Linked DNA regions of Mus musculus: region 2 is linked to region 1. Evidence: chromatin loops called from intact Hi-C (ENCODE). Cell type or tissue: left cerebral cortex. All regions are shown on one strand. Links, peaks and the distances in the headings refer to the core of each region. The heading gives the core; the rest is flanking DNA.

The links. A loop is a pair of places that touch in the nucleus more often than their neighbours do. Peaks named below come from ENCODE experiments on the same cell type or tissue, not always from the same donor. Only the 100,000 strongest peaks of a DNase experiment are listed, where the experiment ranks them.
Region 2: a loop joins it to region 1, with 2.3 times the contacts of the local background. A loop is called at or near these places in 5 of 42 quality-filtered maps.

What each region holds. Positions count from the first base shown.
Region 1 is chr12:116,795,940-116,811,609 of GRCm38, reverse strand. All of the region lies in intron 3 of Ptprn2 (protein tyrosine phosphatase, receptor type, N polypeptide 2), which reads right to left. Among named protein-coding and RNA genes, the nearest start is that of Gm31336, 47 kb to the right of the region's middle. In left cerebral cortex, for the core only: no CTCF peak of the experiment used is centred there; DNase peaks (open chromatin) are centred at 4,547, 5,352, 6,627 and 7,396; H3K27ac peaks cover 3,302 bases.
Region 2 is chr12:116,649,837-116,665,506 of GRCm38, reverse strand. All of the region lies in intron 2 of Ptprn2 (protein tyrosine phosphatase, receptor type, N polypeptide 2), which reads right to left. Among named protein-coding and RNA genes, the nearest start is that of Gm31336, 100 kb to the left of the region's middle. In left cerebral cortex, for the core only: a CTCF peak has its summit at 11,622 (motif pointing right); DNase peaks (open chromatin) are centred at 5,167 and 8,400; H3K27ac peaks cover 1,510 bases.

The sequences.
Region 1 (15,670 bases), core at 3,794-11,793:
ATGTTCCAACCGGTAAGGACACATGCTCCACTATGTTCATAGCAGCCTTATTTATAATAGCCAGAAGCTGGAAAGAACCCAGATGCCCCTCAACAGAGGGATGGATACAGAAAATGTGGTACATTTACACAATGGAGTACTACTCAGCTATTAAAAAGAATGAATTTATGAAATTCCTAGGCAAGTGGATGGACCTGGAGGGCATCATCCTGAGTAAGGTAACCCAATCACAAAAGAACTCACACAATATCTACTCACTGATAAATGGATATTAGCCCAGAAACTTAGAATACCCAAGATATAAGATAAAATTTGCTAAACACATGAAACTCAAGAAGAACAAAGACCAAAGTGTGGACACTTTGCCCCTTCTTAGAATTGGGAATAAAACACCCATGGAAGGAGTTACAGAGACAAAGTTTGAAGCTGAGATGAAAGGATGGACCATCTAGAGACAGCCATATCTGGGCATCCATCCCATAATCAGCTTCCAAACGCTGACACTACTGCATACACTAGCAAGATTTTGCTGAAAGGACCCAGATATAGCTGTCTCTTGTGAGACTATGCCAGGGCCTAGCAAACACAGAAGTGGATGCTCACAGTCAGCTATTGGATGGATCACAGGGCCCCCAATGGAAGAGCTAGAGAAAGTACCCAAGGAGCTAAAGGGGTCTGCAACCCTATAGATGGAACAACAATATGAACTAACCATTACCCCCAGAGCTCATGTCTCTAGCTGCATATGTATCAGAAGATGGCCTAGTCGGCCATCAGTGGAAAAAGAGGCCCATTGGTCATGCAAACTTTATATGCCTCAGTACAGAGGAACACCAGGGCCAAGAAGTAGGAGTGGGTGGTTTGGGGAGTGGGTGGGGGAGCGTGTGGGGGACTTTTGGAATAGCATTGGAAATGTAAATGAAATAAATACCTAATTAAAAAAAATAGGTGAAGAGTTCAGCTGGGGCTAGAGAGTAAGAAAGATTCATAAGGGAAATATGATCCAAGGCTAGAACTAACAGGACTAAGTCAGATGAAGAATTCTGTAGCAGTTGATCAGCATGAGGAGGTGTTAAGGGACTGACATCTGATATAGGTGACTACAAAAGCAGAGAAAAGAGTAAGAGACAGTATTCTACCCAGAGGCTGAATATCATGTCTGGAAGTGCTGGACCTTATGGGATTCACTGCGGGCAATGGAAGCCTTTGGAGCAATTCAGTGATAATACAACTGCACCTAGGAAGATGAAGCCATAGTTTAGATGTGAAAGTCCTCCAAAGGCTTAAATGCTAAAGATTTGGTCCCCAGGGTGGCACTAATGAGCTATATGGACTTATAGGAGTTGAGTACTTATGGAAAGCACATGACTCCTCAGAGGCCTGTCTCTGAAGGGAATCCAAGCTCCTTTTCTCCACTACCTTTTATTCTTGCCATGAAGTGAGCAGTTTTCTCTGTCACATGTTCTGGTCATTTCCATCTGGTAATATCAAAAGCCTAAGAGAAACTGGTCCAACCAATCATGGACTGGAACCTTAAAACTATGAGCCAAAGCAAACATTTTGTATTTGTGACATCATTATCTTGGGTGTTTTCTTATAGTAACAAAAAGCTAAACAACATATAAAAATAGTGTCGGGGTGAAGCCTTTGAATATATCTTGACCTGAAGTGGCATGAAAGAACCTTTCAAACTGAGTTAAGGGAAGGGGTTGAAAGAGCTTGGAGGAACGAGAACAAACCTTCTCGGCAGGGTTGAACACACGTTTCCTAGCCTGGGCTTTGACTTGCAATACTGCCTCTGACATCCATGCTATAGTATGACTGTTCCCCTGAACTGGAGCCCATAGCCTATGGAGTGTAGCTATTGGGCCATTGGAAGTGAGAGCAAGGAAACACAGAATAAAAAGTTGTGGGGATGAAGGAGCTCCTTGATGGACTCCCTTCAGAGACAAGCCTCTGATGAGCCATGTACTTCCCATGACCTCTGTCCATGGTCAAGTCAAAAGTTCTTCATCTGAGCTATCTGCATGACAGAATAAAATTTCCCACAAGAGTATTACCACCTCAATATGGCAGGTGACTTCAAATAATGCACTTATGAGGATGGAACCATGCCAAGGAGCCCTACTATGAGAGATGGATGATCCCAATGAACATCCTACTAGGGTAGGATGATATTAACAAATTCTTCTGAGAAGCCAAGATAACTCCACTTTTTCAACTGGCTGGCAGCTGAGTCCTCTGACCTTCATTTCCACATTCACTTCCGTCGGTCCATAGAGGCTGTATCTACTCTTCCAGTGGCTTTCACCCAATTTAGACACATCTCCTGAGGTGGCCACATGGACCAATCAGATGAGTGTAGAAATAGCTGGCTTAGAGCTAGTGCCCAAAACACAGAAGGTCCTTTCTGCTTGGTGGTCATATCACTCTACATGTCTAGTGTCATAGCTGTCCCCACCTGACTCATGGATATGGGTGGACATATGCTGATTCAGGCATGCTAAGCAAGCCTTAGCTGAAAGGAACTCATTTTTGGTGGTTCCAGTTATAGGAAAACAAATAGGGCATGATTGACAGTGGTGACTGCCATAAGATATTTCTCTATCCATCAAACCAAGTTGTATTCCTGAGTACACAAGACTGTGGGATTCTAAAGACTACTGAAAATGGAAATTTTCTTGTATCTGTGATCGGTTGGTTGATTCACACACAGATTAGATTTAGATACACATTACTCCTAAGATTTGAGGAAAACATGGAAAGCATCAATTAAATTAAAATCAACATTTAAAAGAAGAGCCCTTTTGATACGGACAGCAAGGCACAAGAGGGCTCCTCATGATTCCACAACACTCTAGCACTGAGAGGGAGACTGAGGCTTCAGTGAAAGGCCCCACGCATAGGTCGTTCTAGAGGTTCAATCTGGGAATGTTTTGATACCAGACTATACTGAGAACTGCCAAAGTGACCTGTGGCAAGTCCAGTCCCTCTGACCAGTGCCACCTCATGGCCTTGGGATTGACTTGACTGGGGCAGTAGGGAATAAAGAAATAACATGTGCAGAAAAGCTGGTGTGGAGTGGGCCCATGAGCTCTGATGGAGATGCACCAGCAGCCTAGAAAATCAATGCATTCATTACATACAGCTGAATGAGGAAACTGGCTTATTATACAGAGCTGGGTGAATAAGCAGGTTTATAATGTACTGCTGGACAAGGCGGTCAGTTAGCTAATCGTGGGGATGCACAGTCACTGTAGGGGAGCAGTCTTCTACTGCAGCCATCCCAGTGGAGAAAGCTGTGGTTGATGATTTCTTCATAGTCTGTCAGCACCCATATTTGAACCAGGGGAAGACCTTGCCACAGCCATGAGTCTGAGGAACTGGCATTCTTGACATGCCGTTCCCTTGTCAATATATACATTCATTCAGGACTCTGTCACCACTCCTCAGGCCAGCATCTCTACCACTAAATGCATAATCTGTTTTGCTGGCCACCCATTCTGACAGATGTGTTGTCTCAAGGAAGAAAGGCCCTTTGGAGAGATGGAAGAACACCTGGAAGTGCTGACAGAGGCGGTTTGAAGTGGGGAGAGCGAGAATGAGCATTTCACGCTGTGTACACAGAACTTTCCAAAGTGGGACAAACTACATTCTACAGAACACACTTTATTTTTGCTTTTGAACTTTGGAAAGGGCTGACACAGAATGCTCTCGCAACCAAAATAATATGGTTGTGTTGGTAATTCAGCCCCATCGAGCTAACAACTAAGGCTACCTCCTATATGTGGGTGAGTCATGACATGAGGGAAAGAACAGCAAATTTAATGACAATAATCCAAAAGTGAACGCTTAAGGAACAGGGAAACATTTCTAGGAGCAAGAATGATGAGCTAGAGGAGGCAGGTGGCAGGGAGTGGCCGGGTGGTTGAGTGGCCAGAGCATGTTTCTGGCATAAGGTGACTCCAGAGGGAACATGTCAACACGTAGACTGAGCATCTTCCTGCCTTGCCTTCCCCTGATCAGCCTGGATAGAAAGGCTCTGGTCATACAGTAGCCATCATGGGAGGGAAGGCGCTATTCCAGCAGCTGGTCAGTAAAGTCTTGGGAGGGGGTGGACTCAGAAGAAGGTTTTCTGCACAAGTGTGGGTACTCTCTTGTATGGAAGGTCACAACGATCATGAAGAGGGAAGACAAGGAGACTCTAGCTCACAGAGAGGAGGAAGAGGGAGGCTGGGACCCATATTTCCAGAGGAGAGAATTGAGGTCGTGTGTTCAGATACTGAACCAGCAAGGAAAAGAACAGGAATCCAACCTGAAAGGAAGGTACCACTGGCCCCTGCTCCTAACCCCACACTGCACATCCCCGGGACCAAGAAACAGAAGGACTGCTGGTGTCACTATCACCATGACAGCCACTGCAGTGACAAAATTGTGCTTATGAATATAAAAGCACTCTGCTTCTGAGGGCACAGAACTGGACATTTCTGAGAGAGGAGAAAAATGTGTCAGACCCTAGAAGGCTTAAAACAGAATTCTAAACCCAGGGCCCCCCACTTAAATCTCAGGAGACTCTGAGGACAGCTTGAGTGCCTGTACCACAGTGTAAGAAGCAAAAGCTCTGCTCTTCCCCAGCAGAGGCCCTGTTCCTGGCCCTGCAGCATAGAAAGCCTGCTTCCCCCTGAACAGAGTGGCCAGCCTGCATGTCAGATGTAGCAGTGCCATAGTTGCTGATGCCCAGGGACAACCAAGCTGTGAGCTAGGTTCTCTCTACAGCCAGAGAGAGACTTATTTGAATCCAAAATCTAAGTGTTTCCAATGAACTTAAAAATTTCAAAACAGTTTAAAAATGAACAAACAACAGAACACACACATGCAAATATAACACATCAAATGTGCCTATGTTTACACACCTACTACAGAAATGCACATGCACGTGTATACACCAAAATGGAGGGAATACAGACTTATAGAAGAAAGCAGTACTTTTCAAGAGGCACGTATTTCCCATGCCGAACCTCAATTTGGATTTCCCTGTTTTCCACCCCCCGTTGTTTTAAGATATGATGCAATCACATTTGATTTCTAAGACACAGTCCTAATATTTCCTCTCAAATAGATATCACCCAATACTGAGCACTCTCATTTTAAGCAGCTATCAGTTTGCTTTTCTAACTGTGCTGTCATGAAAGACATTTGTAGCAGCTCTGCTGTCTGCTAGAGTAGAGCCAATAATTCATTTGACTTTAGAGTTAGTGTGCAAAAATTTTCTAAAAGAAAAAAATGCAAAATCATTGGCAGGAAATGGCACATGTTTTTAGCTCAGCTGTGAGGAGTACAGAGAGTGGGAGAGTATAAAATGGAATTCAGGAGGCGATGGCTGTGGAAGAGGGAGTTGGCCATGTGGTTCTTCGTGCATCCATAAGCTACATAGAACCAAAGAAATGCCATGCACATCTTTGAGAGAAAACACCTGACAGCTGATGGAGGTCACAAAGGATCTGAATATCTTACTGGGATACTGAAACAGGAACCCAGAGCCAGGCAGGCAAAATGATATGAAGACTGCCCTTTCTCTCTGAAGGACTTGTTCCCCTCATAGCATGCTGTCCACAGAGGACAAACATTCACACCACAGGGCTCATCATGAATTAAACAAAGCAAGCTTGGAAACAGAGCCATTGCAGAAACACCCATTTCTCTGTTAGAAGTCCTTTGGTGGGGCCTCAGGACCACATGAACAGGATGGCCCCCAGGGGAGTAGGCAGACAAATACACGTGTGCCATATCAACACATCAAGGCCAGGGCAAGACAAATCACCCATACTCCAGCCTTCTTACCCCATGTTACACCCTTATCTCTCTGGAAATGAAAGGTCCAAAGTCAAGATCTCCCTGTGGTCTCCCTGAGTGAGGCTGTGGGTTACCATGGTAACCAGCACTCATCCCTAATGCTGGTCACAGGTGGAATTTATGCTCACTCAGATCCATGTGTCTGACAGGTTTCCTGGTCCATCCTCTCTGCTGCAAAGAATCAGAGCAGGAACAGTACATGCCATGCTGCTGCCAAACCTCTAGATGCCAATTACTTGGAGGGGGAAAAATCATCCTTATGCCTCTGGGTAGAGAGTGGTGTCACCAGTTAGACAGCTCAGTGAAAAGCATCAGACCTGTATTCGTTGCAGTCCAACCTGAACACATTGCTACTAAATTATTTGTGGGCTATTGGATGGTATGTGCTCCACAGGGACTCCAGAGCTGGAGGCTGGGACCCTCTGTTCACTCTGCCCTGGTTATCACAGCAAACAAGGGATGTGTCTCTGCAAAGCATCACAGACTTGACAGGAGGCCCCATCTGCCTGCCTCAAGTGCCCGTGCCCTACTCTCAGAGCTGGTAGAACAAAATGGATTCTTTGAGACAAGCAAGGAGTGCTAAGGACCAAGGAAGAGACAAAAGTCATTAACTCATGGGTGGAATAAAAGAAGATGCAAGACATTATAGCAACTCAGTGAACAAACCAGGGGCATAACTGCCACCTGCAGCATTTATCCAAGTCACCTAGAACATAAACAACCCTGGGGCTTCCTAATGAAGGAACATGCTGGGAGCAGGGCTGCTGCAGTGGGGAGGGGAGGAGGGAACATGTCATTTTATTTAAGGAGGCCCAACTGGCTTTCCTGCACTCCTAGGCTGTCTAGATAAAAGTAGGTTTGGCCCCATGTTCCTCAACATGTAGCCAGGAACTAAAGCCAGCAGGGAAGAAGAGATTGGACTCAGTTATACGTTCCATGCCAAGCTAGATTTACATACACTTTAAAAAATACGTTTTGAGTACTAACTGTGGGGGAAATGAATACAAATGTCTTTGATCTAATCAGCTCTCATTCCTAAAATCTGGAACCTAGAGATATTCTTGCAAAGCCATGGATAACTAAGCAGGAACTCATGAGCCTGAGGTTTCACTTTCACTGGTCAGCCTTTCTTTATATAACTTCCAGCCCCACCACAGGGTGCTACAGGACAGGACTTGTTAGGAGATTGGTGCACAACAAACAAAGCCTCCTTCCACATGGGCATGCCAGAGGGAGCCATGGACATTGGATCTGTGGAAGAACCTACCACAGATTCTCAGTCCCATGGCCCCTTGCCAGAAGGCCTTACCCTTTGCTGAAGTGTTTTACCTTCACTGGAGGACATTGGTCCCATCTCCTTTCCAGACTGTCAGCTTATCAGACCTTCTGCTCTAGAGAGACTCTAAGGAATTTAGTCAGCAAGCAAATAAGAAAGTGGTATTCCTGGAGTAGTGAGGTATCCAATGTTCCCATGGGGGAAGGGACAGAAAATAAGTGGGCAGAGAACAGAACCATCGGAAAGTGCACTGGGTTGGATGTGCACTGTCTTTCCCATGTGACACAAGGAAGGTATGATGATACAACTGCCCAGGTTCTTCACCTTCAGTGACACTACCTACCAGCAAGTGTTTGGGTAGCTGGGATAGAGTGAAGTCATCTCTCCTCCCAAGAAAAGGAAGACTGGCAGTTCTAGTCCTACACTCTGTCAAGACATCCACATTATATCAAAGCAAAAGTTAAGGCAGATTGTTAAGTTGCTTGCTGAGAAACATTGGGGTTTCATTCCAGGCCCTCATTTCTCCCAGTCTACCTTCAAGACCTTTCTGTGTCTGATTCCATTCCAAATATATACTACCAGGAACAATACAACTCTTTCATGTGAGGTTGGCAAACGTGACAAGGCATATGTGAGAATTTCTCAAAAGACGTAGACAAGCACACCATGATATCTTCTGTACCACTGACTTAGTTCTCCTAACCCAGGGCAGGTGTGTTTCTATGAGGCAATGAAGATGCTTCTGGAGGGGGAAGCTGCACATTGATGTTGATGATGCAGGATAGAACGGCCCTCCAAATGCACAAGGACAGCTCAGGCAGATCAGAGACCAACTGAAGTGTTTCTCAACAGCTGCCAGTGGCAACCCACAGGAAACAGTGTTACCATGGACCTCAAATTCCACAGAGCAGCAGAGTGCCGCCAAGACTCCTTAGAGGTTACTTTGGCAAGCCTGTAACTCCTATCCTTGGCACAGTCCAGGAAAATATTTCCCCACAGGGCAAGTATTATATGGCTGCAGATCCTGTTAGACCACATGTATCTACGAGATACTTATCCTATGTTACGATGTCAATAGAAACAGCGGTAGCTACTTTCACATCTTTGTGACCAACATACTTGACAGAAACATGTCAAAATGAACAGAAAAGTTCATTTTGGCTTACGGTTTCAAGACATTTCAATATAGGATGGTGATGAAGGCATGCCGGAGTTCATAGCAGCAGAATCATGCAGCACCATAATGAAACAAGAAAACAGAGTAGGCACTGGGACCCAGAGCCTAATAATGTTCAAAGGAATGTGCCTAAAGACCTTCTTCCAAAAACCAGGATCTACATGCAAAAAGATCTACCACCTTCAAAAGAGTATTAACAGCCAAAGACCAAATGCTCAAAACATGAACCTGGGTCCAACAAGACTGCTCACTGGGTATGGGAGTCTGAATCACAGTGGCCTCCATAGGCTTATATATTTGACTGCTTGGTCAGCAGGGACTAGTACTTTTTGGAAGGATTAAGAGGTGTGGCTTTGTTGGATGAGGTGTGTCACTGGGGGGTGGGCTTTGAGATTTTAGGGACTCAAGCCAGGCCCTCTGTCTCTTCCTGCTGCCCTCAGATCTAGATGTAGAACTCTCAACTTTTCCATCACCATGTCTCCCTGTGTGCTGCCATTCTCCTTGCTATTACTAAACTTCTAAGCAACAGACCCAATTAAACATTTTCTTTTATGAGTGATCACAGTGCCTCTCCACAGCATAGAACACTGACTAAGACAGTAATTAAAGGTGAATATTGCCAAGTCTGATGACCTGAGTTAAATCCCAGGAACGCACGGGGTATAGGGAGAAAATCAATTCTCACAAGTTATACTCTGACCTCCACATGCAAGCCATACTGCACATATGTGTATGTCCAGACACACACACACACACACAAATAAATACAACAAAAGCATTTATGGCGCCCAGCCCGAGAGGTTTCTGCCTCAGGCCCCGGCGGCGGGAGCCTCCTTGGCTCCAGGACTCCGCGGAGGGCAGGCTGCACGGGTGAGGGTGTGGAATACAGAGGCCAGCCGTTTCTGGGACAGGCGAGAGCCACAGAGCTTCTGAGGCGGCGCCATCTTCGGCTCCAGACAACTGGCCACCTTCCTGGTGAGAGCACAGGGGTCTTCCCGGCACGAGAGGTTTCTGCCTCAGGACCCGGCGGGAGCCTCCTTGGCTCCAGGACTCCGCGGAGGGCAGGCTGCACGGGTGAGGGTGTGGAATATAGAGACCAGCAGTTTCTGGGACAGGCGAGAGCCAGAGAGCTTCCGAGGCGGTGCCATCTTCGGCTCCAGACAACCGGCCACCTTCCTTGCCAAAGCAACACAGCTTCTGGGAAAGATCCTGTTTTGGGCCTTCATCTTCAGCCAGGAGGAGGTACAAACACCAGATAACTGTGCACCTTCCCTGAAAGAGGAGAGCTTGCCTGCAGAGACTGCTCTGAACACTGAAACTCAGAGGAGAGAGCTAGTCTCCCACGTCTGCTGATAGAGGGTAACAAAATCAACAGAGGAACAATCTCTAAACAAAGACAACTATAACAACTAACTCCAGAGATTGCCAGATGGCGAAAGGTAAACGTAAGAATCCTACTAACAGAAACCAGGACCAGTCACCATCATCAGAACCCAGAATGCCCACTATGCCCAGTCCAGGGCACCCTAACACACCTGAAAAGGTAGACCTGGATTTAAAAGCATATCTCATGATGATGGTAGAGGACATAAAGAAGGAATTTAATAACTCACTTAAAGAAATACAGGAGAACACTGCTAAAGAGTTACAAGTCCTTAAAGAAAAACAGGAAAACACAACCAAACAGGTAGAAGTCCTTATAGAAAAACAGGAAAACACATCCAAACAGGTGATAGAAATGAACAAAACCATACTAGACCTAAAAAGGGAAGTAGACACAATAAAGAAAATCCAAAGTGAGGCAACGCTGGAGATAGAAACCCTAGGAAAGAAATCTGGAACCATAGATGCCAGCATCAGCAACAGAATACAAGAGATGGAAGAGAGAATCTCAGGTGCAGAAGATTCCATAGAGAACATTGGCACAACAATCAAAGAAAATGGAAAATGCAAAAAGATCCTAACTCAAAACATCCAGGAAATCCAGGACACAATGAGAAGACCAAACCTACAGATAATAGGAGTGGATGAGAATGAAGATTTTCAACTCAAAGGACCAGCAAACATCTTCAACAAAATTATTGAAGAAAACTTCCCAAATCTAAAGAAAGAGATGCCCATGAACATACAAGAAGCCTACAGAACTCCAAATAGACTGGACCAGAAAAGAAATTCCTCCCGACACATAATAATCAGAACATCAAATGCACTAAATAAAGATATAATACTAAAAGCAGTAAGGGAAAAAGGTCAAGTAACATATAAAGGCAAGCCTATCAGAATTACACCAGATTTTTCACCAGAGACTATGAAAGCCAGAAGAGCCTGGACAGATGTTATATAGACACTAAGAGAACACAAATTCCGGCCCAGGCTACTATACCCAGCCAAACTCTCAATTACCATAGATGGAGAAACCAAAGTATTCCACGACAAAACTAAATTCACCCATTATCTCTCCACGAATCCAGCCCTTCAAAGGATAATAACAGAAAAAAACCAATACAAGGACGGGAACCACGCCCTAGAAAAAAACAAGAAGATAATCCCTCAACAAAACTAAAAGAAGACAGCCACAAGAACAGAATGCCAACTTTAACAACAAAAATAACAGGAAGCAACAATTACTTTTCCTTAATATCTCTTAATATCAATGGTCTCAACACCCCAATAAAAAGACATAGACTAACAAACTGGCTACACAAATAAGACCCAACATTTTGCTGCTTACAGGAAACTCATCTCAGAGAAAAAGATAGACACTACCTCAGAATGAAAGGCTGGAAAACAATTTTCCAAGCAAATGGGCTGAAGAAACAAGCTGGAGTAGCCATCCTAATATCTGATAAGATTGACTTCCAACCCAAAGTCATCAAAAAAGACAAGGAGGGGCACTTCATACTCATCAAAGGTAAAATCCTCCAAGAGGAACTCTCAATTCTGAATATCTATGCTCCAAATACAAGGGCAGCCACATTCATTAAAGAAACTTTAGTAAAGCTCAAAGCACACATTGCACCTCACACAATAATAGTGGGAGACTTCAACACACCACTTTCACCAATGGACAGATCATGGAAACAGAAACTAAACAGGGACACAGTGAAACTAACAGAAGTGATGAAACAAATGGACTTAACAGATATCTACAGAACATTTTATCCTAAAACAAAAGGATATACCTTCTTCTCGGCACCTCATGGTACCTTCTCTAAAATTGACCACATAATTGGTCACAAAACAAACCTCAACATATACAAAAATATTGAAATTGTCCCATGCATCTTATCAGACCACCATGGTCTAAGGCTGATCTTCAATAACAAAATAAATAATAGAAAGCCAACATTCACGTGGAAACTGAACAACACTCTTCTCAATGATACCTTGGTCAAGGAAGGAATAAAGAAAGAAATTAAGGACTTTTTGGAGTTTAATGAAAATGAAGCCACAACATACCCAAACTTATGGGACACAATGAAAGCATTCCTAAGAGGAAAACTCATAGCTCTGAGTGCCTCCAAAAAGAAACTAGAGAGAGCACACATTAGCAGCTTGACAACACACCTAAAATGTCTAGAAGAAAAGGAAGCAAATTCACCCAAGAGGAGTAGAAGGCAGGAAATAATCAAACTCAGGGGTGAAATCAACCAAGTGGAAAAAAGAAGAACTGTTCAAAGAATCAAGCAATCAAGGAGCTGGTTCTTTGAGAAAATCAACAAGATAGATAAACCCTTAGCCAGACTCACTAGAGGGCACAGGGAAAGCATCCTAATTAACAAAATCAGAAATGAAAAGGGAGACATAACAACAGATCCTGAAGAAATCCAAAACACCATCAGATCCTTCTACAAAAGGCTATACTCAACAAAACTGGAAAACCTGGACGAAATGGACAAATTTCTGGACAGATACCAGGTACCAAAGTTGAATCAGGATCAAGTTGACCATCTAAACAGTCCCATATCCCCTAAAGAAATAGAAGCAGTTGTTAATAGTCTCCCAGCCAAAAAAAGCCCAGGACCAGATGGGTTTAGTGCAGAGTTCTATCAGACCTTCAAAGAAGATCTAATTCCAGTTCTTCACAAACTATTCCACAAGATAGAAGTAGAAGGTACTCTACCCAACTCATTTTATGAAGCCACTATTACTCTGATACCTAAACCACAAAAAGACCCAACAAAGATAGAGAACTTCAGACCAATTTCCCTTATGAATATCGATGCAAAAATCCTCAATAAAGTTCTTGCTAACCAAATCCAAGAACACATCAAAACAATCATCCATCCTGACCAAGTAGGTTTCATCCCAGGGATGCAGTGATGGTTCAATATACGGAAATCCATCAATGTAATCCAGTATATAAACAAAGTCAAAGACAAAAACCACATGATCGTCTCGTTAGATGCTGAGAAAGCATTTGACAAAATCCAACATCCATTCATGATAAAAGTCTTGGAAAGATCAGGAATTCAAGGCCCATACCTAAACATGATAAAAGCAATCTACAGCAAACCAATAGCCAACATCAAAGTAAATGGTGAGAAGCTGGAAGCAATCCCACTAAAATCAGGGACTAGACAAGGCTGTCCACTCTTGCCCTACCTATTCAACATTGTACTTGAAGTCCTAGCCAGAGCAATTAGACAACAAAAGGAGATCAAGGGGATACAAATTGGAAAGGAAGAAGTCAAAATATCACTTTTTGCAGATGATATGATAGTATATATAAGTGACCCTAAAAATTCCACCAGAGAACTCTTAAGCCTGATAAACATCTTCGGTGAAGTAGCTGGATATAAAATAAACTCAAACAAGTCAATGGCCTTTCTCTACACAAAGAATAAACAGGCTGAGAAAGAAATTAGGGAGACAACACCCTTCTCAATAGTCACAAATAATATAAAATACCTTGGCGTGACTCTAACTAAGGAAGTGAAAGATCTGTATGATAAGAACTTCAAGTCTCTAAAGAAAGAAATTAAAGAAGATCTCAGAAGTTGGAAAGATCTCCCATGCTCATGGATTGGCAGGATCAACATTGTAAAAATGGCCATCTTGCCAAAAGCAATCTACAGATTCAATGCAATCCCCATCAAAATTCCAACTCAATTCTTCAACGAATTAGAAGGAGCAATTTGCAAATTCATCTGAAATAACAAAAAACCGAGGATAGCAAAAACTCTTCTCAAGGATAAAAGAACCTCTGGTGGAATCACCATGCCAGACCTAAAACTGTACTACAGAGCAATTGTGATCAAAACTGCATGGTACTGGTATAGTGACAGACAAGTAGACCAATGGAACAGAATTGAAGACCCAGAGATGAACCCACACACCTATGGTCACTTGATCTTTGACAAGGGAGCTAAAACCATCCAGTGGAAAAAAGACAGCATTTTCAACAAATGGTGCTGGAACAACTGGCGGTTATCATGTAGAAGAATGGGAATTGATCCATTTCTATCTCCTTGTACTAAGGTCAAATCTAAGTGGATTAAGGAACTCCACATAAAACCAGAGACACTGAAACTTATAGAGGAGAAAGTAGGGAAAAGCCTTGAAGATATGGGTACAGGGGGAAAATTCCTGAATAGAACAGCAATGGCTTGTGCTGTAAGATCAAGAATCGATAAATGGGACCTCATAAAATTGCAAAGCTTCTGCAAAGCAAAAGATACCGTCAATAAGACAAAAAGGCCACCAACAGATTGGGAAAGGATCTTTACCTATCCCAAATCGGATAGGGGACTAATATCCAATATATATAAAGAACTCAAGAAGGTGGACTCCAGAAAATCAAATAACTCCATTAAAAATGGGGCTCAGAGCTGAACAAAGAATTCTCACCTGAGGAATACCGAATGGCAGAGAAGCACCTGAAAAAATGTTCAACATCCTTAATCATCAGGGAAATGCAAATCAAAACAACACTGAGATTCCACTTCACTCCAGTCAGAATGGCTAAGATCAAAAACTCAGGTGACAGCAGATGCTGGCGAGGATGTGGAGAAAGGGGAACACTCCTCCATTGTTGGTGGGATTGCAAGCTTGTACAACCACTCTGGAAATCAGTCTGGCGGTTCCTTAAAAAATTGGACATGGTACTACCGGAGGATCCTGCAATACCTCTCCTGGGCATATATCCAGAAGATGTCCCAACTGGTAAGAAGAACACATGCTCCACTATGTTCATAGCAGCCTTATTTATAATAGCCAGAAGCTGGAAAGAACCCAGATGCTCCTCAACAGAGGAATGGATACAGAAAATGTGGTACATTTACACAATGGAATACTACTCAGCTATTAAAAAAATGAATTTATGAAATTCCTAGGCAAATGGATGGACCTGGAGGGTATCATCCTGAGTGAAGTAACCCAATCACAAAGGAACTCGCACAATATGTACTCACTGATAAGTGGATATTAGCCCAGAAACTTAGAATACCCAAGATATAAGATACAACTTGCCAAACGCATGAAATTCAAGAAGAACGAAGACCAAAGTGTGGACACTTTACCCTTTCTTAGAAATGGGAACAAAACACCCATGGAAGGAGATACAGAGTCAAAATTTGGAGCTGTGACCAAAGGATGGACCATCTAGTGATTGCCATATGCAGGGATCCATCCCATAAGCAGCTTCCAAATGCTGACACCATTGCATACACTAGCAAGATTTTGCTGAAAGGACCCAGATATAGCTGTCTCTTGTGAGACTATGCCGGGGCCTAGCAAACACAGAAGTGGATGATCACAGTCAGCTATTGGATGGGTCACACGGCCCCTTATGGAGGAGCTAAAGAAATTACCCAAGGAGCTAAAGGGAACAGCAACCCTATAGGTGGAACAACAATATGAACTAACCAGTACCCGGGAGCTCTTGTCTTTAGCTGCATATGTATCAAAAGATGGCCTAGTCGGTCATCACTGGAAAGAGAGGCCCATTGGACTTGCAAACTTTATATGCCCCAGTACAGGGGAACACCAGGGCCAAAAAGGGGCATTGGGTGGTTAGGGGATTGGGGGGGTGGGTATGGGAGACCTTTGGGATAGCATTGAAAATGTAAATGAGGAAAATACCTAATAAAAAAAAAAAGAAAAAGAAAAGACCCTGGTGCAAATGTGGCAGCAGAGACTCCATGCACAGTCACAGGAGAGCAGCTCAGGGCACAGTTTTGAGGGGGAAAAAAAAGCATTTATGAAAGTGTCTAAAACTCTATGACCCTGTGCAGATAATTCATCTTCAGACCATATGGTCTACACTCTGTCCCCACAGGTGTCTAGCCACTTTATAATGCAAACTACATTCATTCCAGCTTCAAGAGTCTCCATAATTCCTATACCATTAAAAATACCCAACA
Region 2 (15,670 bases), core at 4,052-12,051, 150 kb after region 1:
CTCCTCCTCCTCCTCCTCCTTCTTCTTCTTCTTCTTCTTCTTCTCTCTCTCTCTCTCTCTGCCTTTCTTTCAACTACCATCCCCATGCTCTGAATAAACTCTATTCTCTATACTATATGTATATATGTACATGTATGTATGTATAATATATATATACATATATATATATATACATATATATATATATATATACATATATATATATATATATATATATACACACACATGACAAGACTTGCTCTGGTCATGGTGTCTGTTCACAGGAATAAAACTGTAAAACACCATGTTTCCCAGGAGGTAGTATATTTGGGGACCCTTTAGGAGGATCCTGTGGAATCTTGAGGTGATGTAACCTAGCCAGAGCCCCTAGGAATAAGCCTTTAAAGGCTCTACTTCAGATCTTGGTCCCAGCCTCATTCTCTGCTTCTTGGTCTTTTGTGATATACAGAGCCACTGTTATGTGTTCCTGCTCCCACAAGATCAATTGTGCCATCCTTTCCAAGATGATTAAAATCCCCTGGATCTATGAGTCCAAATAAACCTTCTTTGCCTTAAAATATTCTGTCAGATACTGTGGTTATAACAGCACAAAGGTAGCTAAAATAGAAAACTGGTACCATAAAAAATAGGATCATTGCTGTAAAGAAATCTGACAATTGTGGGTCTTGGACCTTTGGAACTGGCTTACGAGATCAGTACTGGGATAACAGGTGCCAATCAAAATCATTCATTTGAAAAGAAAGTATTATCAGTGCCATCCTCAAAAAGGGACACCTAATTGTGAGTTTCCCTGGGTTCAGAAGCAGCTCAAGCACCTGGCCACTATAGTTAAATTTCTTATTAAGAACAAGAAATTAAAGAATTTAAATATGCTTACAGGAATCGCAGACTAACAATATGAGGCTGAAGTAATTTCTAGGGAGGTCTAAGATAGACTCTGATCACCATAAATAGCCAAGCAGAGCCTCCCTCCTAACATGGGCCAAGGTCAGAAATCCAACCACCTGAGTGTCCTGAGTAGGAAAACTGGGGTAAATGATGAGACCCCTCTGCTGAGAACCTGGGTCACCTATGCCCTGAGAGTTGTTAGGCACAGTCAATAGCTGAATGAGGAGAAGACTGGTGGACATTAGGTAAGGAGCTCCCACGTCACAGGCCATACATATTTCTAGGAACAATGGAGTTAGCTCTCAGCCACCTACAGGGAGCACTTTGAAAGTTGCCTCTTTGAATCAGGCCTCTTTCTCCTCTTACCTACAGAGAGGCTCCTAGATCTACCCCACAATTCATCTAACACTACCACATCTAGTCACTTACCATGAGCCCCTTGGATAAGGCTACCAATGTATTTCTGGGTAAATTCGTCTTTCCAGGGTCTTGAAATATCTGCTGTGAAAATGTCTTCTGCATAGTTAAGAGCTGATATTTCATGGAACTCAATGGCATGATGATAGACACAGAGAATCATACCCTGAAGTCAGCAGCAGCATGCACCAGCTCACAGGGGCATTTGCTGAGATGCAACCATAGAGCCACCATCACTGCACTGAATACAGAAGGGACACCAGTGCTTCAAACTGAAAAAACAATGCATTTTTCTCTGAGGAAATATATATGCATATATATTTTCTCTTTGGAGATGCCTTTTCAAAGAAGAGAACTGTTTGCAAGAAGATTGGTTCAGACTTGTGTAACACCAACTATAATAAATAATTCCAAGACACAGGACAACTAAGCCAGCAGAATCTAGAGCAGTGGTTCTCAAACTATGAGTCACAGCCTCTTTGAGGGTTCCATATCAGATATCCTACATATCACATATTCACATTATGATTCATAGCCGTAGCAAGATTATAGTTATGAGGTAGCAACAAAAAAATAATTTTATGTTTGGGAGTCACCATAACATGAGGACCTGTATTAAAGGGTCATAGCGTTAGGAAGGTTGAGAGCCACTGGTCTACCATGTGTCTCAGAGCAGTCAAAGGCCCTCTTCTCATGGACTTTTCATTTTAACAAGGTAGAGAATAAAGTAGTCAGCTCTTCTGCAAGCCTTGTGTATTACAAACAGATGGGTGACTCTCCCCAAAGGTGTTGCCTCACTCCAGGCTCTGTTCACCCCTCTCTTCTGCACAAAGTCTCTAAAGGATGTTTATCTTGTCCGTTGCCTTTCTTTCTGTGCCCCTGAGGTTCTGAGCTGTGTCCACTGCAGAGTAATTCCTCTGTAGTAGTAATTCCTTTGCCACAGTGCACCACTACTCATGGTGTGAGGCTGAAGAGAGCTGAGGTTCCTCTCTCACTGAGCAAGTTCTTCAGCCCACCAACAACTGAGGCCTCATAAGCAGGATGCATTGGCCAGACCCCCCCTAGCCGAATGACTTCTTGATACAGCAGAGACCAGACATCATCTGCACAGCCACAATCTCCTGGTTCCACATGGTTTTCCACACTCAGAAGTAGCTCACACTGTACTGAGGCAAAGGTGTAATGCTAGTCAGCCTATATCAGCAGCTGTTGTGAGGCCATCTGGTTCATTCTCCTTCAGATGGATTCAGATGGATTGAGAGATGCAAACATGAACTGTGTTACCTCCTCACCCACTTTCTCCATGTTGGAAAAGTTTATTACCCCTCACAAGTGTGATGAGCAGGAAGTGTCAGCAGGTGAGTGGCCTGGCTCTGCCACACATTTCCCTCATTTGTCCTTATTCACTGATTTAACCTTTACTGAGCTAGAAGCTGCAAAGAGAGGAGGTACCTCCTAGAGCTCACTCCAGCAGAGGAAACAGGCCTATCAACACCTGAGCTTCCCAACACATTGTTATCACCGACTGACACCTGGCAGGAAGTGAAAGACCTGGGATGTGACTAGAAGAGTAGCTGTAAAGTCTTGACAGTCCTGGTGGATTGTCTCAGACTCAGTGAGATTTGTCCAACTGGAGGTGTGCTAACTGGATGCTTTCTGTTTTATCCTTCTAGAAAGTCACTGGAAAATGTAAAACAGAGTGTGCTTTCTGAGTTTATGCTATGGTGGGATGTCCTTAGGAAGATTGGTATGAGATATCGTCTGACGCATTCCACATCCTGCAAAAAAGACTTCACTGATACATCATAAAATTCAGTGGGATTTAGTAACAGATGACCCTTCACAATGTGCGTGAGCCTCATCCAACATGAATGCTTCCAGGAAAAGTCTGAGGACGCCTGAAGGATATCTACCTTTCCCCATCAACAGCATAAACCCAAGACTCAACACTGACTCTGCCTTGAACTTGGTTCTTCCCTACATCCCTCCAATCTTCCATGAAGTGGAAGTGGCTATTTCCTTTTAAGGTTTTAGCCTCTCTGAGTTGAGTGAAATATCACACACCTGTGATCTCAGTATTCCGAAGGCCAAGACAGGAGGACTGTGAGACTGAAGCTAGCCTGGGTGTCACAGGATCTGTGCTTGAGATCCAAGCCTGTTGGACAGCACAGAAGAAAGTCATGCCAGATCATGCCAGTCCTCCAAGGAAGCAGAGATCTGAGCACCAGGCAAGTAAGTCCCATAGGCAGTGTGGTGCCAACCAATTTTAAAACAAAGCAGAAATACATTCACCCCCATGACATGATATCCAGTAATCAGCAGTCAGGTGGGGACTGTTTAGGAGCTGGCTTGGGAATATGATGGGCTGATTCAGCCATGACTTACCATGCTCATATGAGAGAATACAGCAGAGGAGGAAAGTTGAGGACATGTTGGAGTAACCCTTGGCCTAGGGACAGCAGCCAGTGACTGCAGCCCTCCTGAAGGGAACCAGGAGAACATAAAACAAACCCCCACTCATACTCCTTCTATGTATGTCTTCTGGGAGCTCCCATGATATTGGTCTCTCTGACAAGGAGAACAGGGGCAGCCATCAGCATTACTGAGGTCTTGGACATAGAGACGAGCTAGGAAAGATGCTGATGCTCTGAAAGACAAAGACTCACTTTGGACATCATGGCAAAATAAACAGGACTGTCAGTATGGGGGGAGCTGGGATGGTAGGGATTTATCAGTAACTCCAGCATTGTCTGGACCAGGAAAGGTTCCAATTAGACCTAGAAACCAACGTAGTCCCCAACACAACAAAGGGCCTTCTATTGCCTTTGTCAGCCGACCTTGTAAAAATGACCATTTCTCCTGGATATTCAGAGTGCTCAGTAGGCACACATGTATTTGAAGGCACCCCACCCAATGCTTTTTCTCAAACCCTGCTCTGCCTAGAACAGTGCCCAGTACTCTATCACGCCCAGTGCCCTAACTAGAGTGGAGCCATGTAAAACCCACACCCACAACTCCATCCAGAGCCCTGACCAGCACTGCCCATGTCCAATGAGGGTGAGCATGGGTATCTGAGGAAACTCAGCTCTGCACATAGTATGATCTGCTCACAAAGTGACATTACAAAACCGCAGTGAAGGCTGACTTCCAAGTGTCCCCTGCAAATAGGACACCCTATCCTTATAGCCATCACTATCACAAAGTCTTCTCTGTGACTTTGAGGTCCTCATCCCAGCTGGTAGGATTTGGGTAGTAATTTTCCCCCCCACTAAGGACAAAAGGATAATAAGAGCAGGTGGCAGAGGTAGGGATCTGGATCTTTTGCTTTCCAGATGAGCATCTGCCTCCCTCTGTGTGTCCTTCCCCCTTCCCCCTCCCCCCTTCCCCTCCCCCCTCCCCCCTTCCCCTCCCCCCTTCCCCAACAGCCCAGCTACAACCAAAATGAGCCTGCAGAGTGCATGTCTGTAAACATAGAGTACCTGTGGGCCCCAAGCTCCATGAAGAAGGGAAATCTTTAGAGAAGCCCCCATCCCTGAGGATATCTTATCAAACCCATTGATTCTGGCCGCAAAAGGCAGAAGGACAGAACAGCCAAGGGGAAAAAACCTGAAAACATCGGGTTGCACAGGGTGTGAGCCCCGCTTTCCCCTGCTCCCCAGGTTTTGTTTTTTTCTCCTTTTCAGTCAAAAGCCTAAGTTTGAAAATCCTGCAAACACCTAGGAAACTTAAACACCGTGGTTATAAATTTAAAAAGGTCAAGTGTACTTAACATGCTCGCCAATTAACACCATGAAGAGAGCTGAAGTTCAGCCAGGTTCCCGTGGGTGTGGAGACTGTCTCTACAAGAGCTGCCTGGCAGAACCACCCCTGACTTCAGCTCCACATAAATGATGCAGAAATGGCTCCCAGTGTGAGAGCTGACATTTAGAGCATGAATCCGAGGCTGAAAGAGCTTCCCTCAGACAACAGAAAGGCCCCTGCTCCACCCAGCGCCCCGCTGAGCCTCTGACCTCGCTGGATTTCCTGCTCAAGAAGCCTTGCACCTGGCAACAGAAATTCTTTGGGGGGGCATAATTTTCAACAGATAAGATTTCTTGTTTTTTTTCAAACCAATTTCTCATGGCTGGTTGGTGCTTCTTCCAAATGCTGTGGTTACTCTATGTTCGTCAAAGCTGAATTAACTAGTGCTTAGGAGGATGGGAGTCTGATGGTTGACAGAGCAGGCTGACCTGAGCCAGCTCTTCACCTTGCAAGTTTCTCCCACAAAGTAGCTGGGAGGCACAACATTAGTTCTCAGCTCTTACTCCCTCTCCTCCCCCACCTGCCCAACCTCAAACCACACCCTAATCTAGCTGCAGGGATTGTTACTCTCCTCCTTCTCCCTCCCTCAAGTCTCTGCCATCAGCCTGGGGTCCCTCTTTGGGGACCCAGCTTCCAGCAGCCTCAAGTGCCTTATAGGAAGCCATACCTCTGCACCCAAAGATTCCTTATGGGCATCAGACTCCCTATGCCCAAGCCCCTCATGAGGAGTAGGTCACTCCCTGTATTCCCACATACTTAATGGGGAGCTTGTCCTCTGCACACTGAGACCCTCATGCAGAGCTGATCCATATGTCCGGGCCCCTGATTGGGAGCTGACTCTCCATTTCCCTGGTCCCATGTGAGAAGTTAATTCCCTATACAACCAGGCCCTTCCTGGGGAGCTAGCTCCCTGAGACCAGGGGCCCCTTAAGTGCTCCTTGCCATGCTTTGAGACAACTGGTGATGCCTAGGCAAGAAGAGGTAAATGGACAGTCTTCCTTTCTCAGAACTGGATGGTACTCATCTCAGTCTTGGAGCTCCACTACAACAGTTCTAACCACAGACTGTGATAGTGCACATAGGACAATGACAGTGCACACAAGGTCAGTGACTGTGCACACAAGGTCAGTGACAGTGCACACAAAGTCAGTGACGGTGCATACAAGAACAGTGACAGTGCACACAAGGTCAGTGACAGTGCACACAAGAACAGTGACAGTGCACACAAAGTCAGTGACTGTGCACACAAGGTCAGTGACAGTGCACACAAGGTCAGTGACAGTGCACACAAGGTCAGTGATGGTGCACACCAGGTCAGTGACAGTGCACACAAGAACAGTGACAGTGCACACAAGGTCAGTGACAGTGCACACAAGAACAGTGACAGTGCACACAAAGTCAGTGACTGTGCACACAAGGTCAGTGACAGTGCACACAAGGTCAGTGACAGTGCACACAAGGACAGTGACTAGGACATAACCTGACCACCAGCCAGGATACCAGAGCTCTGCTAATGATGGGCAGCTTCCCAAACTTTGTATCTCCCTCTAGCTCAGAACAACCAAAGAAAACCAGATGTGTACCAGCAAGTCACTTCAAAGTTCTACTCTCATTGAGAGGCCTTCCTTCTCTGAGATCTGCCCCTCCCTGGGCCATTCATTTCCTACCCTTCTACACCCCTTGAGCCAACTATCACGGTGACCCCACTGTTCATGGAGCTCTGACGAAATGGCCTCAGCTCTCCTTAGATGTACCCACACATTCCCACCTTGAGAAGCTGAGTTTCAGTTAAAGGACCAATGCCATACATAGGCTGTCAGGATGCTGTGGTACCAGTAATACTACATGGTATTAGAGAATACAAGGGGACATCTCTGCCAACGCCCAGGTGACAGTAACAGTAGTGAGCAGGGTACTGAAGCTGCCCAGGCTTGGGTAAGACAGCTCTGAGCTAAGCAGGCAATTTTCTAAGAACAAAGGGGACAGACAGGCATTCCATTTTATTGGCACCTTCATACCCAGGTAAGGAGTAATCACCCCAGGTTCAATGACCCAGGGGACAGGACAAGGCAACACCAAGAGTAGACCCTTTCTAGGGCTGACAGTGGCCTAGGCAAGCCAAACATAGCACTGGGTGGGGGGCTGGCTTTAGACCACAGAGCAGCAGCAACTATCTACTTGACTGAGGTGTCCTTGGTAAAAGCAAATGAATTGCCTCTGACCATGTGGACATGCGTAGGGAAGGGCTAGGTTGAGGGGCACTTATTGTGGAGACTGCCAGCCCAGCCAATGTGAGTTTCTTACCTTTGACACAAAATGACTTTGGAACATTTTTACCCATAGGAAGAGACTGAGACAGAAAGCAGCATGGCATAGAGATCATTGCAGTGTGTAAGCAGTGCATAGGAAGGAAGGGTCAAGCCCTGAGCTGGTGTCGCAGAAGACATCTTTGTGGCTTCCTCCAATCACCAATAAATGCTGTGACTGTCTTCTGACACAGTGGCTGCATCCATGAACACCAAAAGACCTGCAGTAGCCCCCACACTAGACTTTCAAGAGCCCAAAGCAGTCCTCCAGGGCAAAATTCCCCCAAGACAGATAAAAGCATAGAACAGTGAAGGCAGAGGACAACAGCCCCGAGATGTACCTGAGGCAGACACATCAATTCCCATCTTTTAAGCAAGCAGCATCCCACCCTAGCTGGCCACTGAAGCAGGCCTTTCACTTGCCTTCAGCCACTGAGGGGCACAGGTCTATGACCTCTCTCATCTGATCAGGCCTTAGGCTCTGAAAACAGACATGCACATATTTCCTTCTGAGTGATGCTCATATGAGTGTACACGCTGTACACCTGGGGACGGCAGTCAGAAACCCTCCAGAGCCTTCCCACTCATGATGGCTCTTCCTTAAACTGCCTAGAAGCTGTGAGCAGTGTGGATCCACTCTTCAGAGACTCCACACAAAGCTGCATGAACAGAGAATCTACAACAGGACAAAGACCTCATAAACCCCCTCCTGCAGTCCTGACACCCCATCTTGTCCTCACATCTCTCACACATTTGCCTGACTTCCCCAGAAAGATAATATGTAAGCTCTGGCTTAAATATCAAAATAGCATCCTGCCTAGAAAGCAGGGCATCAAAAGACCACACAGTTTCACTTGAGGACTTGTAAAGGAGACTTTAAACCCAAGATGAGAGTGTTAGTTATTCCTGCAATACTCCTCCATTATTGCACCAGCGGGTGCATCTTGACAGGGCAGTCATGGCTATAGCTCACAGGGATCACTGCTAGATAAGGCTGCCAATAACTGTTCTCCCCCAGGAGCAGACATGCAACCTTCCAGCACTGTGAAAGCTTGCCAGCATAGATAGAAACTTCGAGGTTGGTGCCAGCTTGACTTCTCCAAGTCCTCTCACTCAAACATATGGCATCTTCATCAATAGATTTTAACATCAGGTTCTGGGTGGTAAAGAATAGTGGCAGTAGTCTGTAATGCCATATTCATGTGGTATCTTCTTGGGTTTTCAAGGTCAGTGCTACATAGAACTCAGTATGGGAAACGAACGGTCCACCATTGCACCCAGCACACTCCTGTCACACGCACACTGTTTTCCAATACAGTTACAATTTTTGTCAGATCCCTGTCCTAGCTCTCTGCTTTTCTGGGAGCTGTGACTCTGTATTTATTTACTTTCGGTGTTCTCTCTATTCTACACTTTCTTTTCCTGTGTCTCCTGTCTTTTACTGCAGGTTTTCTCAAAGTGTCCAGTCATCCTGGGCTGTCCACTTATATTTAACAAAGATGTAGAGAAAGCTGGGTGGCAGTCATGTTCACCTGATGAGCCAGGGTAGGTGTCAGGGGAAGGAGATGACATTGAGTTCTTCCTCGGGCAAACTTCTGTTCCTATTTCTGCCCCCAAGCCTATCCAATGCACACACACATGCACATGTACACACACTATACCACATACACATGGATGCACACATGCACACATTCACACATACACACTACACACACACCACACACACCACACATACCACACATATATATGCAGGAACACACATGCAAACAGATGCATGCACATGCACCCACACATACACATGTGCACACACATACCACACATCATATGAACATACACACATGCACACACATGCACATGTACACACACATGTGCACACAGCAAAACCTGGGTGGGGGGAAGCACAGTGGACAAGTGAGATCAGGGAGGCTGAATTTCTTTTCATATGCTCTCAGGTCAGCTAGCACTGCACAGCCTGGCACATAGTCAGTCTCACAGGAATGTTCCAGATACTAAAATGGCCATTGCACTAGAATCATCCCACCTGGGGATGCAAGAGATAGGGCATTTATACTTCCTTCCTTACCTACCATGTCCAATCTATGACTCTTCCTGAAGTCTGAGATTTAATATTTAGATGTTATATTCACTACAAGGAAACTCAACAGACTCTATACATTCCATAAACTTTGACAAAAGAAAGGGAATAACATATTGATGTTCCTTTTAGGGAACTGGCTGAATCAGTTTTTGTCCAAACTTTAGGTAGACAGAGCAGACTTTGTGAAATCCAAGGCATCCTACCATCTCTACACTCATATTTACGTAGATTTCCAAGGTTTTTATTTAGCTTTATTTCTGTATGTTTAACAGACACAAAACTCCTCATAAACCTAACTGCAAAATCTTCTTGAATCATAACAAAATTATAGCCATCAAAATCAACAGGCTGCTGTATGGCAGTTGCTGCCAGTGTCTCTGATTATCGGTGTTGTTCCTGCATCATTGTGAGGTCAAGTCCATGTAAACCTAATGAAAGTAGTTGGTGCTCATTAACCCCTGGTCTCTGTTTCAATTAGATCCAAAACACAAGATACTGAAGTCACTGACCCTGCCTTGCTCTGAAAAAAAGAGTCCTCCAGCACTGAATCCAGCCTCCTGGCCCTAGCCATGAGTGCAGACTTTCCTGTGGGGTGCAGCCACACAGGGATGCAGGATTTAGGGCTTTTTGTCACTCTCATGAACCTTGAGCCCCACATATAGTATCCTTCACAAAGACAGAGGCATCCCTACCATGTCAGCAGATCTGCACGTACCAGGTTAGCTCTTCAAATGCCAACCAACAGTCCCCACAGTCCTGCCTACTCCCAGAACATGTAAAATCACCACGATGGCTTCACTTGACAGGTAAAGGCTGAGCAGAAAATAACCTTGGGCTGTTCTCCCAGTGACAAGCAATGCCACTCCATCTGCTAATGTCCAAAGCCCAGCTTTGAAAGAGAAGATTTGTGCAAACCAAGATAAAGAATGGAAAGCAAAAACAAGAATCACCCACAGGGAGGACCTGGAGGGTTCTCGGCATCAGAAGAGACACCTTGGACAGCAGCAGTAGTCACAGGGCCCTGTGGTCTTGGAGGACCTAAGGTTCTCTACGGGAGAACAAGAGCAGGAAGGGCAGAGGTACAGTTTTAGACATTTGTCTTTGCAGAGTAGAGTACCCTGAAGGCATATCAGTGGAGAAAGGCATCTTTAAAACAGGTGGAAGGAACTGAAGGAGGAGAATAAAAGGGACAGGGTCATGGAAAGGACAGTGGCTCCCAGTGTCTGACAGGAAGCCCAGCAGATGCCCAGAAAAGGACATAAGAAGCTGGGGACCGCTTATGTAAATTCACTGCAGCTCAGACAGGGCCACTGGGTTCTCTTGCAGTCTCCTGCCCATTGGTCCAGATTGTCAATGTATTCACCAGGGTTCTCTAGAGGAACCTACAGAATGAGTGTGTGTGTGTGTGTGTGTGTGAGAGAGAGAGAGAGAGGGGGGGGGGAGAGAGAGAGAGAGAGAGAGAGAGAGAGAGAGAGAGAGAGAGAGGGAGAGAGAGAGAGAGAGTTTACAGGCTGTGGCCCAGCCAGTCCAACAATGTATGTTTACCAATGGAAAGCCCAAGAATACAGAAGTTGTTCAGTCTATGAGGCTGGATGTCCCAGCTGATCTTCAGTATACACCGGAGTAACGAAGAAGTAAACTCTAACGCCAGAGAAGGAATGGTCTTGCTGGGGAGGGTGGGGGCAATAGGCAAAGAACAAAAAGCTTCCATCTTCCATGTTCTTAAATAGGATGCCAGCAAAAGGCCTGGCCCAGGTTAAAGGTGGATCTTCCACGTCGAAAGATGAAAGGTGGGCTTTCCCACTTCAACATCACTTAATGAAGAAAATAATCGCTCACAAGTATACCAAGCTTGGGTTTTAGTTAATTCCAGATGTAGTTACCCTAACAATCAAGAATGTTGTCATCATAGTGGGTAAGATTAGATTTTTGAGAAGAGGATCCATGTCCAAAACAGCAGGGGAGGAGCTGAAAAACTAAATGTGAAAAGGAGAGGACCAGGAAAGTCCAGAATCTGAGAAGAACAATGACACAGGTTTGCAGGGCTCTGTGAGCAGAAAGCTGCAGGACAAGGCACACCTGTACTGACTCCAAGGCTGCTGCAGGATGGGGTCCCTGCCACTAGGAGGAGCACATCTCAGGGTCATGCTAAAGAGGTTGGGTTAGGAATGTAACCTCTATGCACAGGTTCACCTATATCCTAAATGGTAAACTCACTCAAAACTGCAACCCTAGGCTAAGAGAGGCTCCTACTTCTACTGTCACGCCTGACTGAAATTCCCACACTCTCAGTAGAGTAGCTTTGCATTAGGAAAATCAAAATGGCCCCCTAGAATGCAAGCCCCATGGAGATAAGTTCTAGGTTATGTGCACTACTATGCACTCAACGTTTTCTATGGGGTACTCAATATTTGTTGGGTAATTTTAAGCCCTTCCCCCAAATGCCATACATTACACCTACGTCTTCTGATGCAGCTAACCTCTGACCTTGCACAAGGCTACCAAATTGACTCCAATAAAGAGAGGGCTCATGAATGGGAGAGAGGGGTCTACTGATGTCTCACTTCTTCTGCATCCTGATGAAGATGAACATAATTCAGAGAATGCACTGAGGTACCCTAGTAGCCATGACCAGCAGAGCAATACATCTCTGGAATAAGGCTGCCCAAAGTGAAGGATAGGCTTAGCAAAGAAGGATAGTACCACACAGTGGCCATGTGGACACTCCCTGCTTTGCCCCACTGTAAACACACCAAAGGATCACTGTGAGGCAGGGCAGAAGGAAAGAACATCTTCCCAGGCCTCTCATGGCAATACAGTGGTGGAAGAGTAAGTGGCATGTTACAATCAAGAAAGAAGAAAACCAAGAGATGAGCTCAGAGGGCATCAGACAGGTCTGAATAGCAGACAACTGGCCACACTTGAGATCAGACCTAACTAACAGCAAACTGAGAGATGCCCTGCTAAGGTCAGGGCCATAGGATTCATGTGTGCTATTCCCTTCGTGGACTCCATGCAGAGAAACAGATGCATCTTTGACACCAGGAGAAAGCAGTGAACTCCCCCATTACACTCCACATACAGCATGTCCACTCATGCTGGGGAAGAGGGCTCGCACATTGGGCCCCCACTACTCATGCCTTTCTCCTGACTTTTTACCATTCAGATATCTCAGCCAGGGTCGCAAGTCTGTGGGTCATCATAGCATGGTGCAGTTGATTCGCCCATCAGGATTCTGGCTTAGGGAAGTACACAGGTTCCTGAGGCAGCTACCTCTTGTCCATCTTCTTCATCACACCATTGGCTGAGCCAAGTTGAGCTAGAAATGGCTCACCAGAGTACCAGCTTCACTCATAACCCACCAGAGTCACAGTGCCTGGGGCTTATACACTGCATACCTGGAGGCTCTCAAGATCTGATTGAGCTGTCCTTTGGCTTTAGACACAATTAGTTGCCATTCACACAGGGAAATCCAGAAGGAGCCCAGTGAGGTTGATCAGTGCATGAACCCATACGAATGCTTGCAGGTGGGCAGGTGGAGACTGACTACAGTCAGGATAAGTACAGAGACAAGGAAGCAGTTTTAGTTCCACCAGTAAGAGTTCTTTTCTCACAGACGTCATGAGCCTTTTGGTCTGGTTGGTCCATGAACGGTGTCCTTTGAGCCTTTGCCAGCAGCTTTGAAGCCCAGATGAATTTAGCTACGATACCACAAGCTTGATCTCTACTATCAAGAAGCCAGATGTTGGTTTGTAGTGTGGTGTGTGTTTGTGTGTGTGTGTGTGTGTGTGTGTGTGTGTGTGCATGTGCATACACATGTTTGGGGTGCATGTTCATGTGGAAGCCAGAAGTCAATGTAGAGCATCTTTCTATGTCTTTCCCCACCATATTTTTTGAGACAGGGTCTTTCATTGAACCAGGAGCTCACTAATTTGAGACCAGCTGGCCAGCAAGCTCCCAGCCTCCACCACAAGCCCTGGAGTTACAATGTAGATCTCCATGCCCAGCTTTTCCATGGGTTCTGAGGATCCAAACTCGGATCCTCACACAGCAAGCACTTTTCCCACTGAATCATTGCGTTTGTGTGTTGATGATTTTGTCAACTTGACACAAGCTAAAGTCATGTGAGAGAAGTGAACTTCAGTTGAGAAAGTGTCAACATGAAATTGAGCTATAAAGCATTTTCTTAATTAATAATTGATGTGGGAGGGCCTAGCCCATTGTGGATGGTGCCTCCCCTGGACTGGTGGTTCTGGGTTCTATAAGAAAGCAGGCAGAGCAAGCCATGAAGAGCAAGCCAATAAATAGCACCCCTCCATGGCCTCTGCATTAGCTCCTGCCTCCAGGTTCCTGCCTTGCTTGAGTTCCTGTCCTGATTTCTTTTTATGAAGAACAGCAATATGGAGGAATAAGGTGAGTAAGCCCTTTCCTTCCCAAGATGCTTTGGCCATAGTGTTTCATCATAGCAATAGAAACCCTAACTAAGATTAAATACCATGATGGCTTCAATGAAATCATTAGGGATCAATTGTCATGGAACTGTGTGGGAATCCGGTATTTTTCATTAATGTGGCACCCAAATCAGAAGGGGACATTTGAGCTGAAGTCTACTGTAAACCTCCTGGCACAGACTTAGAAGACCCTCATGCCACTGTCTCTTGTGGAGAAGGTCATCAATGACAAGCCAGGACATTCATTGGCTAGAGACCCTAAGCCATATGGACCATGGGGCTGCCTCACCATGGCCTTGGCTCTCCATTGACATATACCTATGGCACCTCTCATATCAAAGTCCATGCTGGTCTCCAGGCTCCTACAGTCCTCATTCACAAGTAGATATTACACCTTTCAAATTCCACACTAGCATTCTGGTCCCTATCACACCCATCTCCTCTACCCTAAACTCCTAGGCCTGATCCAGTTCTTGAGCTTCTCTCTACTCAGCTACTCCTTATTGCCCCAAAACCTACTACTCTCTACTCTTCTCTCTGGCTACTCTCTGCTATCTCAGCATATCTACTGTTCCTGATATTCTCCCAAGCCCTGGCTGTGCCCAGGCTGTTTTGGCTTTGTTTGTTTGTTTGTTTTTGGGGTTTTGGGTTTTGGGTTTTTTATTTTGTTTTGGTTTTCTCTCTGCTCTGGACTCTTCAAGATGCCTCTAGAGATTTTGCTCTCTCTTGTGTGTACAACAAAAACATTCCCTCAAGGGAGCAACCACCACATTCTTTTCTTTACTGTGTCCCCTTCAAATATACTCTTCAGTAAAACTACTCTCTGGAAATGTCCAGGGAAGTACGTCTTCTGAGTGGTTCTAAATCCTGCCAAACTGTTAATGAAGATTAACCAACCATCCCAGCCCCATATTGTACAGTCTGCACCAAGCTGCTCTCTGAGTAAGCTGTTAGGTCCCCACCACTCATCATTGGTCCATAGTGGGAGAGTCATGATCTCAGATAGAGTATATACAACATAGCATCATTCACTGAGTACTGTTATGGTAGTGGAGTTGGTCTGCCTCCTATTTAGAGTCCCTGAGGTGGTTTGGATTGCACGCCCCGGGCCTGTCCCTCTCTAAGCAGACTAAAGCCATCTTTAATCACCCAGCCACCTGGGCCTGCTTGCAGCCGATTTTCACCTTGAGATGTCCTCTGGAAAGCCGATGAAGGATCTCAGCAGCTAGTCTGGCCGTCATGGCAGTTTCCTAAATAATCCAACACATCACAATGCAGATCTTTTCATTAACCCAGAGGGCTCTGAGCTCATAGGGATTATTCTCTTTTCAGTCCCAGGCGCTGAAGATGTGTGCTACACCCTCCTCCTTGCTGACTTCACTGGTGCACATAAGAAGCCTGCAGAATCTCCCTTAAGCCTATCAGTGGTCTCAACCTATTAAGGTCAGAGTTGTTCTCCTATCTTCGATGATTTAGCCAAAATAACTGAAGTCACTTAAAAATAATCAGGCAACCTCTTCCAGGGCCTTTGAGGCCTTTGGGGTCTTTGGGGCCTTTGGGGATAGTGTCTTGGGCTGCTATGTAGTCGTACATTATAGGCCTTGGGGGCAGTGCAGGACTTGGGGGCTAAGGGGTCAGACACCTAGAATAGCTACAAATTCTTCCTGTACTGCTTTATATGTGGCATGTGGAGTCAGGAACACCCTAGC